Linked DNA regions of Mus musculus: region 1 is linked to region 2. The links are chromatin loops, found by intact Hi-C in ENCODE. Cell type or tissue: heart. All regions are shown on one strand. Links, peaks and the distances in the headings refer to the core of each region. The heading gives the core; the rest is flanking DNA.

Region 1 (3,137 bases), core at 184-2,683, 340 kb after region 2:
CATTAGACTCCACCTTCCCAAGTCTCACCACTTCCCAGCAGGGCCTAATTGGGATATAAGTGTCTTAAGCACATTGGCCTTTGGGGGACATTACAGATCCAACTGGTACTGTCTCAGTAGTATGTGTATTTTGTTAAGTTGTGGGGTTTGCACACAACGGTGTCTCCCTTGACATCCACTATAGATGTAAGGCCCCCTCTAAATCACCACCAGACCCTCTTGTACCCTGCCATCTGCCCAGCATCCTGCCATAGTCCATACAAACTCCTAACAGAATCAGAAATGGCCATGTGACTGTGCAGACTAGCGGCAGAAGCGGTGCATAGTGCTCTCCCCTCCTCACATTCTTCTCCAAAAGAGGCTTCACCTGGGGCATTGTATTCTCATACAAGTTTTAAACCCTCTCCCCCAACTCCTGGCATTCACCTGCCTCAGACACTTTCTCTCCTGTGGCTCTCTCTTGACCCCTGGCACTCACATCTGGGCTATTGGCCAGCCTTACCATCCCATCAGGCATCCTAAAACTCCCCCTGCGGTAGAGTTTCTGTACCCTGAAAATTCCTGTAACTTTCTCGTCCCTATTTTTTTTCCTAATGTATGAGGCAAGATCTCATATAGCCCAGGCTGGTCCCCAAGCTCCCTGTGTAGCCAAGGATGACTTTGAACCTGTGACCTTTCTGTATCTAGCTCCTGAGAGCTGGGATTACAGGTGTGTATCACCACATTTGGTTTAGTTGGTGCTGGGGATCGAACCCCAGGACCTCACGTATGCTTGGCAGTCATTCTACCTATTGAGCCACATTCTTAGCTCTTCTCAGTGATTTATGGGGGTGTGTGTGAGGGAGGAAGGGAGGGAGAGAGAGAGAGAGAGAGAGAGAGAGAGAGAGAGAGATCCAAACACTTGCACGTGGAGGTGGCAGGACAACTTGGGTGTTTGTTGCTCCTTGGGTGCTTTCCACGTTTTCTTTGAGACAGAGTCTCATTGGCCTAGAACTTTGCCAAGGTGGGGCCAAGCTAGCCAGCCAGAGAGCATCCAGGAAACTGCCTGCCTCCACCCCCCACCTTTGTCTGGTTCATGGTTACAGCCATCAAACTTGGGTTCTGACTCTTACAAAGCAAATACTTTACTAACAGAGGCACCTCCCCAGGCCTCCTATTCCTAGTCTTCAGAGTGCTCCCCCATGTGGTCACACATCAAAGCCTTAGCCCCAAACTATTTGGGAATGTTCTGGAAATGTTAGAAAATGAGGCCTTGCTAGAGGAAGGTTTCTGGAGGTGTGTCCTTGAGTGCTGTATCATATCCCTGGCTCTTCCTCACTCCCCTGAGTCTCAGCTACCATGATGGGAGAATGAAGCTTGACTCTGCCACACACTCCTGCCATGAGTCTCTGCCTCACTCCATCTCACAACAATGGAGCAGCCCACCATGGTCTGAGCCCTCAGAGACTCTGAGCTGAAACAAATCCTTCTCCTATCAAATTGGTTCTCTTGGGCATCTGTCATAGTGGGAAAAGTCTATACACCACACAGTGAAAAACACCCACATGACATGGACCACTCTATGTGGTATCTTGGTCACACTCATACTTGGATAACAGCTGGCACAGGTCTACTGTTTAGCATCTGGTCCAGGAAGGGGGGTGTGAGGAGTGCTCTGGGATGAGGGTACTCCTGGGATTTAGACAGTGCACAGTCATGGGAGGAGCCAAAAATAGGTGTAGAGCAAACCCACAGAAGTAGTGCACATCTGGCCACCATAGTGGGAGCACCAAGGTGGGAGCACCAAAGTAGAAGCATCAAGGCAGGTGCATCTAGATGGGAGCACCAAAGTGGGAGCACTAAGGGGCAGTTGCAGAGTGCACAAGAATCTGCCACCTTGTCACATGGCCAGGCTACTATTGGGAACAGGGTCAGTGGCCAAACATGAGCATGGAATATGGCAGGGCAACACTGGACTCCACTGAGCCCCTGGCATGGGTCCATCACCCCATCATGTCACCTAGAGCTTGGCCTTTGCCAGCCAGCATCCCATAAGTTGTCAGCCTGGCAGCCAGGCTCCCTGAGGTCACCCAGAACAGAGATCTGAGCTGGATGATCGCCATTGGTATAAGAGGGGCAGAGTTTAATACTCAGGTGTTCCCCAGCTTCCAGTGTTGTTTCTGCTAAGTCCAGAGGCCTGCACTTTCCCCTCCCTTGAGAGTAAATCCTGGCTAGCAAACCATTTGGTTTGACATGGACTCCCTTCCTTAGCTGTCAGGAAAGTTGTCATCACGGCCTGCAAGCCTCTTGACGGTCCCTGGCTTTCAACACTGCTGGCTGAATGTCCATTTTCTCCAGCCTGCCCTGTGTGCTCTCACTTACCCACCCGTGGGCTCCCAAAATGTTTTCACTCTGGCTCCCTCCCCTTTGCTGGTCTACCTTGAGGCTAAAGCCTCCCCAGTAGTAGCGGTGGGGGGTTGAATGAGAAATGTCCACCTCCTGCTGGTTCAGGTGTCCAACAGTTGGTCCCCAGCTAATGGTTCTGTTTGCAGAGATTATGGAACTTTAGATACAGCCTTCCTGGAGGAAGTGGGGGTGGGCTTTGAGTGTATTGGTTACTTTTCTGTTGCTATGATAAAACCCGGTGACCAAAAGCAATTGGTGACTGGTCCCAATGTCAGGGAAGCATACAAGGTAGCAAGTAGGCAGAGCAGGAAGCTGAGAAGTCACAGCTCAGCTGCGCACACACAGGGAGCAGAGAGAAAGGACTGGAAGGGGCAGGGCAATGTATTATCACACCTCTTTATTTTTGTATGTTTGTCTGAGACAAGGTCTAAATCTATAATCTAGTAAAAACCCTTTATAAGAAGTTTCAGCACAACACTCAGGACAGCCCCAACCATGCCCTACCCCCAAGGTCCATTTCTTCCTGTGTCTCCGCTTCCCACTTGACAATGAAAGACAATTCAGCCTCATTGAGTACCAGTACTACAGCGATGGTACTACTACCTGAAGTAGGGTAAGCCTTGGTAACAGGCTGCCTTCCACCTCAATGACAGTACAAGCAGAGGTCACTGGTGTGTGACATAGCCACATGACAGAAACCATGAGAGGAACCTCAATGTCTCAGTGCCACAGAGACCAGAGACTTAAGAAAA
Region 2 (3,137 bases), core at 288-2,787:
AGGGAGGGGCGGTGCTCTCTACAGTGAGGTCAAACAGCTCTTCCTTTCTGTCTAAAGTTCTGCTGCTGAGTGACCCAGGCTTGTCTCTTTCAACAGCTCTTGAAAGGCCAGTGGGAGAGTCTATCTGGATGTGCAAGGCTTCTGGTAGCCACCCTCCTTGTTTGTTTTTTTCCTTTCTGTCTTTTTGAGACAGGGTCTCTCTATGTAGCCCTGGCTGTCTTGGAATTCGCTGTGTAGACCAGGCTGGCCTTGAACTTACAGAGATCTGCCTGCCTTCGGAGTGCTGGGATCAAAGCAACGTGCCCCCCATGCCCTTGTTTGTTTCTGTAGGACTGTGGCAATGAGGCACCAGAACCTCATTAGTTAGAACGGGAGTCTGTGTGTTGCCTTACAGCCCTGAACGTCATCAGTCAGGATCAGGGCTGGGCTTTCCAGCCTTCTGGAGGCTTCGATGAGTTTTCATCTCTGACCTCTTCCAGTTCTGAAAGGACCCGTGCTGTCCCCGCCATCCCCCCAGCCATCAGCACACTGCATCTCCCAGTCTGTCTCTGTTCCAGGCTTCTCTTCCTGCCTGGAGACCCCATGGGGTTGCTTGTACTACCCAAGCTAACTTCAGTATACATTCATTTTTTTCATCACAGAAGGGGAAGCACCATGCAACCATAAAAGATGTAGGAGAAAGAGGTCCAGGGAGTTACAGCGAGAATCCCCAGGCAGGAATGATGGCAGATGCCTGTAATCCCACTCAGCAATTGGACCAATGAGGCAGGAGAAGGCCTGTGAGTCTGAGGCTAGCCTGGGCTACGTATCAAGATTGTTCTCCAAAGACCAAAATAGGGAAAATAACTGCAAATAAATGATTGATTAAAGCTGCAGATTGCTGGCCCAGTTGCTCCTGAACTCACTGAGGATTAGCCAGCTGTTCTCTGAGCAGTTTGCTCTCTGCCTGATGCCCTGAGGAGCCAGGAGACAAGCAGGTGACACGCCTGCCCTTTACAGAAGTGATGGCAGCTAAACCTTTGGCGCAGATGTGCCAAACTGTGACAATGCCTCGAAGAAAGGAGCTGTCAAGGGAGGCCAATGTGTTGGGGAAGTGCGTGGGATCCGTGGGTTCCAAGAGTGTCAGGGGCAGGGAGCGTGTCTACATAGGCTCTTAGCCCTGGCTCCTCATCTGCCAAGCTTGCAGAGTCCAGTGCTAGTGTTCTGAGCACCCCTCCCCCCGTCCCCGCCCCCCAACCCAGGTCTTTGCTTTTTATCTCAGCCAAAGAAGATTAAACTGGACCTGCCTCCCGAACGAAGTCTCGTCAGACAGCCATAGTACAGATGACCACTAGAGGGCGCCATGTACATAGCGTTCCTGCTCTCAGCCCAGTTTGGGGGCGGGGGGAGTGGTTCTCCCCGTGGCAGGTGTACAGTAGAGCTCTTTTGTTGTTGTTGTTAATGGCTTAATGATTTAATCTTCTTATTTTCTCAGCAGAACCGCTTTGGACTTCTGGGTATGTGGGAACATTACCGATCAGATTAATTACCGCTGGTTCCACAGCTGGGAAGCGGGCCTCGCCGGCTCCGCTGAGGAGTGACTCTCCTGCTGCCATTTCTGCTCTCATTCCTGTTCTACACAGTGCATTTCTCTATCTGTATTGAGCTTGACCAGGCTTGTTCTGCCGCTTCGAGCGACCAGCAGATTTCATTCCCAGTCTGCCTTGGTGAGCAAGCAACCTGTATAGCTTTCTCAGAGGGATGGCACGATGTGTGTTCACCACCGGCAGGGAAATCTGCATTTTGCTCTTTTGCTGTTTATTTGTTTGTTTGTATTTGGGGTGTTGCACGCTCTTCTCTCTCCGAATTCTTCTGCACCTCCCCCCAACCATGATTAAAATCACTTGTCGAAAGGCAGTGGAATTGATTGAAAGGAAGTGGGATCAAAAGCAACCCTTCCTAAGTTGGGGACTCCAAGGCTTGCGGCAAAAGGCCTGCTGTGTGGCCTGGGGTTAAGAGTCATTGATCATCAGCACCTGAGCTGAGGGTCTGAGCCAAGAGAACAGATGATGATCAGGGGAGCCCTTCTGTGCGGGGCTGGGGTGTAGGGTGCAGCTTCAAAAGCAGGGAATCAAGTCATAGGGCTGAAGTCCTCTAGACTAGCCAGTATGCTGTGTGACTCTGCAGTGGTGACACTGGCTGGACATGGTGTCACATACTGTAGTCCCAGCACTTTGGGAGGCCCGAGGCAGGAGGATTGAGAGTTCCAGGACAGCCTGAGCCACCGGGCTGGCTAGTTTTATGACAACTTGACACAAGCTATAGTCATCTGGGAGGAGGGAACCTCAATTGGAAAAAGGTCTCCATAAGGTTGGGCTGTGGGCAAGCCTATTAGAGCATTTTCTTAATTAGTGATTGATGGGGGAGGGCAGTGATTAGTGATTGTGGGCAGGGCCATCCCCAGGCTGGTGGTCCTGGGTTCTATAAGAAAGCAGGTTGAGCAAGGCAGGGGAAGCAAGCCAGTAAGCAGCACCTCTCCATGGCCTCTGCATCAGCTCCTGCCTCCAGGTTCCTGTCCTGCCTGAGTTCCTGTCCTGACTTCCTTCAGTGAGGGACTATGATCTGGAGGCATAAACCAAACCAGCCCTTTCGCCATAGCAATAGTAACCTTAACTAAGACAGTGTCCAAAAGGAAGGACTAGGGACGTAATTCAATGGCAGAGCATTTGCCTAGTGTGTGTGAGTCCCTGGGTTTGACCCTAGCGGCAACCTGGGGTACCTGAAGTTGAGGTTCCAGCAGTCTCTGACCTTCCCCAGTGGCCTGTGCTGTTTGCTGGCCCTCACTGCTCCATAGCTGTGGTCCACACTTCCTTTCCCCCTGGACTGGGCCTGCATTTTCAGCTTTACCACAGCCCTTTGAGCTTAGATGGCCCTGAGCCTCCCATAGGCACTGTGCTGGTTTGAGTCTGACACCTGCTCTTTGCAGGGACTTTGGAGGGCCTGTGCCTCTGCAGCGTCGTCTGCAGCCAGGGATGAGCCATGCTTCATCCTGCTTATTCCCGTAGCCTTGGTGTGCATGTGCGGAGATCTTACAACCCACACCTCAGGAGCCTGGGCAGAGATTCCAGGAGCTTCCGAATTGGTTGAGCCTCGTCTTT

The links. Peaks named below come from ENCODE experiments on the same cell type or tissue, not always from the same donor. Only the 100,000 strongest peaks of a DNase experiment are listed, where the experiment ranks them.
Region 1: it touches region 2 in a loop (2.4-fold over the local background); 2 of 42 quality-filtered maps call a loop at or near these places.

What each region holds. Positions count from the first base shown.
Region 1 is chr15:84,596,042-84,599,178 of GRCm38, forward strand. No RefSeq gene overlaps it. Among named protein-coding and RNA genes, the nearest start is that of Gm34095, 21 kb to the left of the region's middle. In heart, for the core only: a CTCF peak has its summit at 1,197 (motif pointing left); no DNase peak of the experiment used is centred there.
Region 2 is chr15:84,259,169-84,262,305 of GRCm38, forward strand. The region is part of intron 1 of Parvb (parvin, beta); the gene reads left to right. Among named protein-coding and RNA genes, the nearest start is that of Gm33723, 21 kb to the left of the region's middle. In heart, for the core only: a CTCF peak has its summit at 1,341 (motif pointing right); a DNase peak (open chromatin) is centred at 1,353; H3K27ac peaks cover 420 bases.